Regions from separate parts of the Homo sapiens genome. Here region 2 is linked to region 1. The links are chromatin contacts, found by Hi-C or POLR2A ChIA-PET in ENCODE. All regions are on one chromosome and are shown on one strand. Each heading gives the region's core, a stretch centred on a gene start or an enhancer-like site at or near the end of the contact. The rest is flanking DNA. Distances are from core to core; before and after follow the strand shown.

What was found. A loop is a pair of places that touch in the nucleus more often than their neighbours do. ChIA-PET counts read pairs that join two places held with the same protein, here RNA polymerase II (POLR2A). Pooled maps may share reads with other maps.
Region 2: a map of PC-3 shows a loop between it and region 1 (10-fold over the local background). The contact joins the enhancer-like site here to the promoter of GLUL in region 1. A Hi-C loop is called at or near these places in 14 of 168 maps with a recorded cell type or tissue (Caco-2, Calu3, HepG2 and 9 more) and 8 of 50 pooled maps. POLR2A ChIA-PET finds 5 or more read pairs at or near these places in 8 of 52 experiments (AG04449, Caco-2, HepG2 and 4 more).

The regions. Positions count from the first base shown.
Region 1 is chr1:182,390,540-182,395,187 of GRCh38, forward strand. GLUL (glutamate-ammonia ligase) reads right to left here and starts at 1,251. Exons shown (of 7, transcript NM_001033044.4): 1 at 1,140-1,251. RefSeq lists a silencer at 987-1,666.
Region 2 is chr1:182,215,533-182,220,239 of GRCh38, forward strand. All of the region lies in intron 2 of LINC01344 (long intergenic non-protein coding RNA 1344), which reads right to left. Among named protein-coding and RNA genes, the nearest start is that of LINC01344, 96 kb to the right of the region's middle. Within about 2 kb of position 2,604, at least 4 of the 41 ENCODE cell types and tissues checked have a DNase peak (open chromatin) inside an H3K27ac peak, as active enhancers do; they include PC-3 and PC-9, where a contact is called at or near this core.

The sequences.
Region 1 (4,648 bases), core at 1-2,500:
TAACCCTTCTCTTTTTGGAGTGGCGTTCGCGCCTCTCCTCTTTCTCAGACTCTAGCTGGTCCAAGCACCGGAGCTTTCTGGGAGAGGGCGATGGAGAAGGGGACAGACAGCGGCCGGCCCGGGGGGTGTCCGAACAGGCAGGTTGGTGGGTTAAGGTCTTAATCTTGACTCGAGATCTCTCCCCGGAGTTCACAGAGTAGGCGACGAAGCCGAAGCAGCTGGAGCGCGACCCGGAGGAGTCTGACTTCTCGTTGTCTTCATAATTTTCATTCGTTGCTTTCTTCGTGGACTTGCGGCTGGGGGAGGATCCCCGCTTCCCGCCCCCGAGGGAGTTATAATTATCCACTTTGAGAGCAGCCCCTTCCCACTGAAATGTCCCTAAAGTGGGCGCCCTGCCCCTCGGGCCCCCGTCCGAATCTCAGGGCCTCACGGAGGTGGCCATACCCTGCCGCCGAGGGGTTGGGGGGTCCGGGGGAGGGTGGGGGCGCAGGCCGTAGGGACTGCGCGCTGCTGCTGCCTCCGCCCGGACCGGCTTCTCCACTGACTGCGCCGAGGCCCGGGCTCTCCATTGTTCGGTCACATTGGAAGGCCCCCGGGACCCCGAGGCGGGAGCCGGCCGCCCAAACAACGCTCACCGTTACACGCCGCAATCGAGGCGTCTCAACCATCGCCAGAACCAGGACGATTGCTCCGAAGGCCCCACCACGAGGAAGGCAGCCAGGCGCCCGCGCCAACCAAGCGCCTTGTTTGCGCTCCACAGGGGACCGCACCGCCACTCCATCCACAGCGCAAACAAACCACTGCGAGCCCCAGGGCGCAGGCCGGCCCAACGGCCTCCAGGGGCGGCGCTTCGGCCGCAAGTAGTGAAAAGAAGATCAAAACAACTCACCCCGCCCTTCCCAGAGCCTGGCCAAGGGCGCGCCCCACCAGCGCCAGCCCCGACGGGTCCAAGCCACCAGCGGCGGAAGCACGCGGGAGGAGCACTCATGCCGGATCTCAGGCATGGGCCGGAGAGGCCGCAGCGTAGGGCTGGGACTGGAGGGGCAGGCAGCCGAAAAAAGAGGCTGGGCGGCGCGCCTCGCGGGGTAGCAGGGGCGGCGCGCCTCGCTTGCGTGACACCGGGCCGTCCGGGGGCTTACCTGGTCGCCGAGCAGGCGGGCGGGTAAAGCTAGGCCGCGAGAGCGAGGTTAGGAGAGGAGAGGAGGCCGCAGTACTGCTCACACGCTCCGCTCTTCTCCCACTCTCGACTCTGCAGAGCCGCCAGCAGCCCCGCACCCTTTATCCGCGGCCCGGGGCCGCCCCCGGTGCCCTGATTGGCTCCCAGCGGCCAGGAGCCCGGGCCGATCAGCTGATGCGGTCCCGGGCCCCGCGGCCATTGGGCGAGGAGCCCGGCGGGCGCCGCTGGGGTGGGGGCAAGCGAACTGGGAAAGAAAGAAAGAAAGAGAAAGGGGCGTGGGGGAGGGGCAGGGCGGCGTGGGGGAAGGGAGCGGAGCCGGGAGGGCTGAGGGCAGAGGGGCGAGTTGCCGCCAGGCCGGGAAGCCTCGGCTCGCCGCCCACCCGCCAGCTCGCCAGGTGCCGCCCCACGGCCCCCAACCCGGGGTCCCGAGGCTCCCAGCAAAGCCCGCCCTGGACCTCTGCCCTGCCGCCTTCACGGGGAATAGTTTTACGAGGAGAGCTCCCTGGGGAAATGCGGAACCAGGGAAACCGAATTTAGCCTTTTGTTGCGAGGGAGCCTCCGAGCCCCGCTTCCTGCGGGCAGGGGTTAGCTTGAGAGGGAGCGCGGGGCGCGGGACCCGAGGGAACTTTGGGCGGGCCTGGGCTAGGGCGGGTGCCGCGCGGGCCTGGGGACAGGCCGGGGTTCCCAAGGCCTGGAAGAGCCGCCCGCTCCGGCTCTCTTGGGTCTGGGGAAATAAACAGAACTCTGCCATTTCACATTTGAAATCAACGTGCTGTTTCTCTAATTTTACAGAGAGGATTCTGGAGGGCGGTAGAAACTAAGTCTGGAGACCTGTCTCATACTGCTGGCCAGACCCTAGGCAGGTCTTTCAGGGCCCAAGTTTCCTCATCTGCAAAATAAAGTGGTCATCGAAAATGACCTGTGGAGCCGCCCACTAGATTTGAAATTCTGTGTGCAAACTGCCCCCGGAGCAGCTGAAAGGAAATCGAGGTGTTCACTTGCCCCCTTTGAAGTCCAGGGATTGTCAAGAAATTCCTTTAACGAATTCTCCCTGATTTTGCTTTATCAAGTGCGGCTTCTTGTTAATCTGGAAAATGGGAATACATACCTCTCCTCTCAGCTTGCCGTGATGGTTGGGAAAATGTGTATGTGAACACAATATTGAAATGTACCTAGAGACACAACATAGGTAGGTAGGTAGGTAGGTAGGTAGATACTGCTATCCGTACTATTACTCGATCATTCTATTTTTAGTGCCTGAAATCTACCTGATGGTGTCCAGATTTTATTGCTTCTTTCAGTTTAAAGAGCAAGAATTTATGCTTCCAGTGCCTTTGGAAGAGGAAGGGAAGAAGTTTGTTCTGGTTATGTTTTGTACCGCAAATGTGGAAAAGAAATGTTGCCTGCAACCACACACACATAACTTGGCTTCTTTGGTCAACATCCCTTTCCTTTAAGAGTGTATAACACTGTAGTGCTTTTACATGACAGATGCAGCATTCATCTCAAACAGGGTTTTTTGGGATGTTTCAGACTGGTGACATTTTGGATTGGGTAAGGTGCCTTACAAATTCCTTGTTAAATTTCAGTGCTGCCCCTTGAAGCATTACATTGTGGTGGCTAAAGGCACGGCTGCAAGTCAGGTAAACCTAGGTTCAAATCTGGGCTTTCCCTTCATACCAGCTTTGTGTTGGCCAAATCACTTAGCCACATGAAGCCTGTTTCTTTGTCTATAATAAAAGAGGGATAATCATTTTTACCTCATAAAAGGATTAATTGTGATAGCACATGCAGAAGAGATTGAGTAGTCCTTGGTGCATCGTAAATGTTTAGAAAACAGCAATTATAATTATCATAGGCCAAGTTCTATAATCTGAGGTGATTGGATTCTTTCTTTCCCCATAGCGACTTTTGAATACAACTTTTCTGACTCAGTGTAATGCTTTACCATTCATTATATCAAACTGGACTTAACCTTGGTAACACAGTGAGCTGTCTTCATCTCTTTCTGTAAAGGTTTGAGTTTAAATGGTCGAGGAAGGGGAGCAAAGGAGGAGAAAAGTGATATTTTTATTTTAAAAGATGTTATTAATCATTTCCAGATACCAAACTACCGAACCATAAGCCAGAGCCTCTGCTGCACACACCACCAGCCCCTGAGGTGGGGATGACAAACATAACAGAGAACGGAATGGTAAGGCGTGAGTGCGGTTCTGCAGGCTTATGGTATTTCTGCCATTTGAGTGCCTGCTTCCCTTCCTAGATGTCTTGACCTCATTGAGCAGTTTATTCATTGTCATATCCCCCAGTAGTGTCCACGGTGAGTGTTCAATAAATGATATTTGTTAACCACACAGAAGTGACAGCAGCACCATCAAGAGAACATGTGCTTTGAGCTGCTTTTCCAAGAATGGAAATGGATTTGCTTTGATCCATTCATGTGACCAGGGGCACGCTTTGTAAGGGTTAGGAACATAATACATGACCACTGACTCTTTCAGGAGTGAACAAGAGGCCTTGTCCTCCTTGGCCAGCCCCACATTTACTTAAAATGATGAAATTAGGGCGCAGATGAGTCCAAGAACTGACCAGGGAGGCTTGAGCATAGGCGAGAAGTAAAAGCAGAAGAAAACCCTTAACTGGTTCACCCGCAGAAACCCAGACTGTACTTTTAGAGAAGTTAAAAGTAAAACAGCCTGTTTCATCCAGTTTGACTTTGCTGTGTCTGCTGCCCTTTCTTCTCCTTCCCCTTCTTCCCTAAATTGCCACCCGCCCCCATTCTTCACCCCCACCATAAAAAGAGCATTAGAATGCTTGAACCCATGAACTTTTCTGTTTCTTGGTACACACCATATCAGTGCTGACAAGGGGTTCCATTGCATGTGCTTTGAAGTCATATTTTTCTCTCTTAGAGTAGAATTGCCATGTCCAAGGGGTGGGTGGAGTGGGAGAGCAATTACAGGGAAAGATTTTGTTCCAAATCTGCAGAAATAGCCTGAGATTAAAAGTATTTCTTCAATGTTGTTCTGCTGCCTGAAATAAAAGCTTTGTATTAGGATTTTGCTCTACTCCCAAATCTTATCTCTATTAGGAAACAACTTTTCTCTTTTTTTTTTTTTTTTTTTTTTTTTTTTTTGAGACGGAGTCTTACTCTGTTGCTCAGGCTGGATGCAGTGGCGCAATCTCGGCTCACTGCAACCTCCACTCACTGTAACCTCTGCCTCCCGGGTTCAAGCAATTCTCCTGCCTCAGCCTCCCAAGGAGCTGGGATTACAGGCGTGTGCCACCACACCCAGCTAATTTTTTGGTATTTTTAGTAGAGACGAGGTTTCACCATATTGGCCAGACTTGTCTTGAACTCCTGACCTTGTGATCCGCCTGCCTCGGCCTCCCAAAGTGCTGCGATTACAGGCGTGAGCCACTGTGCCCGGCCCTTTCTCTGTCTTTTAAAGGATCCATTCTCACTCTGCA
Region 2 (4,707 bases), core at 1,354-3,853, 170 kb before region 1:
CCCCAAGTGCTGGGATTATAGGCATGAGCCACCACGTCTGGCATGAAAGATTTTTGACTACAGAGTGACCCGTTGTGATTTATATTGTAAAAGATGCCTCAGAACCAAGTGTTTCTGGAGAGGTGCCCCCCAGTTAACACAATGAGGCAACCAATCAATCAAAACATCCTTTAAAAATATTTCACAAGTCTAGCTAATAGGAAGAATGCATCCCTCCCATTCACTGGTCATGAATTAAGCTGTAAAATAATTCAATGTAGGTTCCCAGAGAGAGCTGCAAAATTTGCATTCTAACTCCACTGCCAAAATCAGCAAGGCAGGAACAGTCTTTTAGAAGTATCAGGTCCCAATTGTAAGTGGACAGCCCAAGTGCATATGCAGACAGCATGGTTTTATTACACTAACCAGGAAAAAGAGCTAAACACTAACTACAACAAAACAAAAATTATTGTCCTTGCATGGGACAGCCTCCAAGATTTAATTGGTTGATATCCAATAACTCTTTATGGTAGATGAATCATACAATTTCCTGAGAGTTCATTTAAGTCTAATTCATTATAGTGGCCCATGAGGAAGCCATGCTACTTGGAAGTAGACATTCCACACAAGTCTTACAAATGTTTTTCCCAAGCTGTGATGGCTCAACTTGAAATATTCATGCCATTCTAGCCCAGCAAATTTTGGAGTTTTCATTAAGCATAGATCCTAGCGGGTCACCTGTATTTAGAAGAAGCATGACTTCCTTCCTCATCAGATTATTGGTAGGCTCCTTTATTGCTATAACACATGTCCTTCCACCCACTTATCTAGTTTCCCAAGCATATGCATTTGTCTTTAATTAGCAAAATAGAACAGCTTCCTGGAAGTCTAACTTCAACTCTCAAGTCATACCAAAAATCTAGCTGAACTTATTATATTTATTAAGCATTTAGTTAAGAGTCTGAGAAACATGATATCTATCTATACCTCTAAATATTTTAATTTTTATTGTCAGATTAGCCTGGAATACCAAATACCTGTAAACTTGAACCTCATCACCTTACCATCTCAAATAAATGCCTTTACTATATTTATGTTTTTGTGGAGGGGGTTGGCTTTTATCAAAAATTGTCATGAGAATTCAACTTTTTTGTCCACTCTGAGATTGATATAGAGAACCTTATATCACTTAATACCTCCTCCTCTTAGATAATGAGAATTATTCTATATCAATCCTTCTGTCTCTTTTTCTTTCTTCCTTTTTGTTTCTTTTCCCTTTCTTAATCTTTTTCTATGACAACCATAGTCTTGGTCAAGTTTTATATTTAATCCCAGCTACTGCTTTGCCTCTTATGGTGGCTGGAAATTAGTTTTCTCTTTCTTAATTGTACATCCCCATTTAAAATCTTTATTTCATTAATCTGAATGTTTCCAGTTCATGAAAAAAGTCATTTAAAAACAGGATGCAAACAAATTAAACTAAATATGTTTTTCTTATGTTCTGAAGTATTTATCTGCTTTGGATGGATGGTGAGTTGTGAGCACATACCAGCCAACAGAAGGTTAGGATAAAAGATTTGATCTACAACACTAACACAACAAAACAAAAATGATTGTCCTTGGATGGAATAGACTCCAAAATTTAATTGGTTGATATTCAGTAACTCCTTATGGTGGATGAATCCTACCTTTTCCTGAGAGTTCATTTATGACTAATTCCTTCCAGTGACCCATGAGAAAGCCATACTATTTGGAAGCAGACATTCCATTCAAGTCTTACAAACATTGTATGAGTCCAGCTAACGGAATTCAGAATGATTCGGAGAAGCGCTTTTTATTAACCTACTTAAGACAGGCAGTGTTCTCTCTTCTTCATAGATTTACCTTTGAGGACAGGCACTGGTAAGAGCATTGAAAGAGGAGTCAGGTTACACAGGTTCTAATAGCTGGCCTCTAAATAGCTATTGATCATGGGTAAGTTCTTCCACCTTTCTGGGACTCATTTTCCTCATCTGTAGAAAAACTCAGACTAGAGAAATACGAGGCTGCTTCCAGGTCTACCATCTTATGGTTCTCTAACTTATTCTATAAAAGGTATAGAAGAATGGTTCCTGATCTCAAGAAGTTTAGATTTCTTCAAAGGAGGTAAAATAGCAGCCATGTCCCATTTCTGAAGAATCACAAATGTACAAGTAGATCTGCATATTGAAAGTTGAAGTTTATCAGTCAGGGATGGTGGCTCACACCTGTAATCCCAGCACTTTGGGAGGCCAAGGTGGGTGGATCATTTGAGGTCATGAGTTTGAGACCAGCCTGGCAAACACAGTGAAACCCCAACTCTACTAAAAATACAAAAAAAAAAAAAAAAAAAAAAAAAAAAGAAAGAAAGTTGAAGATTATCAATATGACAATGGGTTGAGGTAAAAATATTTTGCCTTTGTTCTTTTTTTCTTTAGGATAGTCTAATATAATTTGAAAAAAAATAAGATTTCATGAATTAATCACCCTCAGCATTTTTAGATTCAAACAAACAAAAAAACTTCTGTTATTCCTCCTACTGGGTGTGAACTTTCTTGCTAGGAGCATTGTGTCCTGTACACATAGGACAAGGAAGGGCAGGACTGGACAAATATTGATCTGAGTGCTAGTTGAGATGAGCTGTAAAAAGGATTACTCAGAATGGAAATATGTAGTTTGAAAAGTGTAAGGGGAACACACTCATACACTGATCATAGAATTTTAACTCCATATAAACTTATGAAAGGAAGGAGAGCAGTAAACAGCAAAAACCTTAAAAATGTGTGTTATGGGCCAGGCGCGGTGGCTCATGCCTGTAACCCCAGCACTTTGGGAGGCCGAGGTGGGCGGATCACCTTACGTCAGGAGTTCAAGACCAGCCTGGTCAACATGGTGAAACCCCGTCTCTACTAAAAATACAAAAATTAGGACTGGGCTGGCAAGATGGAAGAATACGAACAGCTCTGGTATGCAGCTCCCAGTGAGATCAATGCAGAAGGCGGGTGATTTCTGCATTTCCAACTGAGGTACCTGGCTCATCTCATTCGGACTGGTTAGGCAGTGGGTGCAGCCCACGGAAGGCAAAAAGAAGCAAGGTGGGGCATCACCTCACCTGGGAAGTGCAAGGGTTTGGGGAACTCTCTCCCCTAGCCAAGGGAAGCCATGAGGGACTGTGCCCTGAGGAATGGTACATTCCAGCCCAGATACTATGCTTCTCCTATGGTCTTTGCAATCCGCAGACCAGGAGATTCCCTTGGGTGCCTACGCCATCAGGGCCCTGGGTTTCAAGCACAAAACTGGGCAGCTGTTTGGGCAGACACCAAGCTAGCTGCAGGAGTTGTTTTTTTGTTTTTGTTTTTGTTTTTCACACTCCAGTGGCACCTGGAATGCCAGTGAGCACTGTTCACTCCCCTGGAAAGGGGTCTGAAGCCAGGAAGCCAAGTGGTCTAGCTCAGCGGATCCCACTCCCATGGAGCCCAGCAAGCTAAGATCCACTGACTTGAAATTCTCACTGCCAGCACAGCAGTCTAAAGTCGACCTGGGATGCTCCAGTTTGCTGGAGGAAGGGGCGTCCACCATTACTGAGGCTTGAATAGGCGGTTTTCCCCTCACGGTTTAAACAAAGATGCTGGGAAGTTTGAGCTGGGTGGACCCCACTGCAGCTCAGCAAAGTCACTGTAGCCAGACTGCCTCTAGATTCCTCCTTTCTGGACAGGGCATCTTGAAAAAAAAGGCAGCAGCCCCAGTCAGGGGCTTATAGATAAAACCCCCATCTCCCTGGGACAGAGCACCTTGGGGAAGGGGTAACTGTGGGAGCAGCTTCAGCAGGCTTAACTGTCCCTGCCTGCTGGCTCTGAAGACAGCAGCGGATCTCCCAGCACAGCATTCGAGCTCTATTAAGGGACAGACTGCCACCTCAAGTGGGACCTGGACCCCCGTGCCTCCTGACTGGGACACATCCCAGCAGGGGTCAACAGACACCTCATACAGGAGAGCTCTGGCTGGCGTTTGGGGGGTACCCCTCTGGGATGAAGCTTCTAGAGGAAGGAACAGGCAGCAATCTTTGCTGTTCTGCAGCCTCCGCTGGTGATACCCAGGCAAACAGGATCTGGAGTGGATCTCCAGCAAACTCCAGTGGACCTGTAGCAGAGGGGTCCAACTATTTGAAGGAAAACTAACAAACAGAAAGGAATAGCATCAACATCAAAAAAAAGGATGTCCACTCAGAAACCCCATTCAAAGTTACCAACATCAAAGACAAAAGGTTTTTCCCCAAGAAGAAGGGGAAAAACCAGCACAAAAAGGCTGAAAATTCCAAAAACCAGAACGCCTCTTCTCCTTCAAAGGATCACAACTCCCTGCCAGCAAGGGAGCAAAACTGGACGGAGAATGAGTTTGACAAATAGACAGAAAGAGGCTTCAGAAGGTGGGTAATAACAAACTCCTCTGAGCTAAAGGAGCATGTTCTAACCCAATGCAAGGAAGCTAAGAACCTTGAAAAAAGGTTAGAGGAATTGCTAACTGGAATAACCAGTTTAGTGAAGAACATAAATAACCTGATGGAGCTGAAAACAGAGCACGAGAACTTCATGAAGCATACACAAGTATCAATAGCCAAATCGATCAAGCAGAAGAAAGGATATCAGAGATTGAAGATCAACTTAATGAAATAAAGTATGAAGACAAGATGAGAGAAAAAAGAATGAAAAG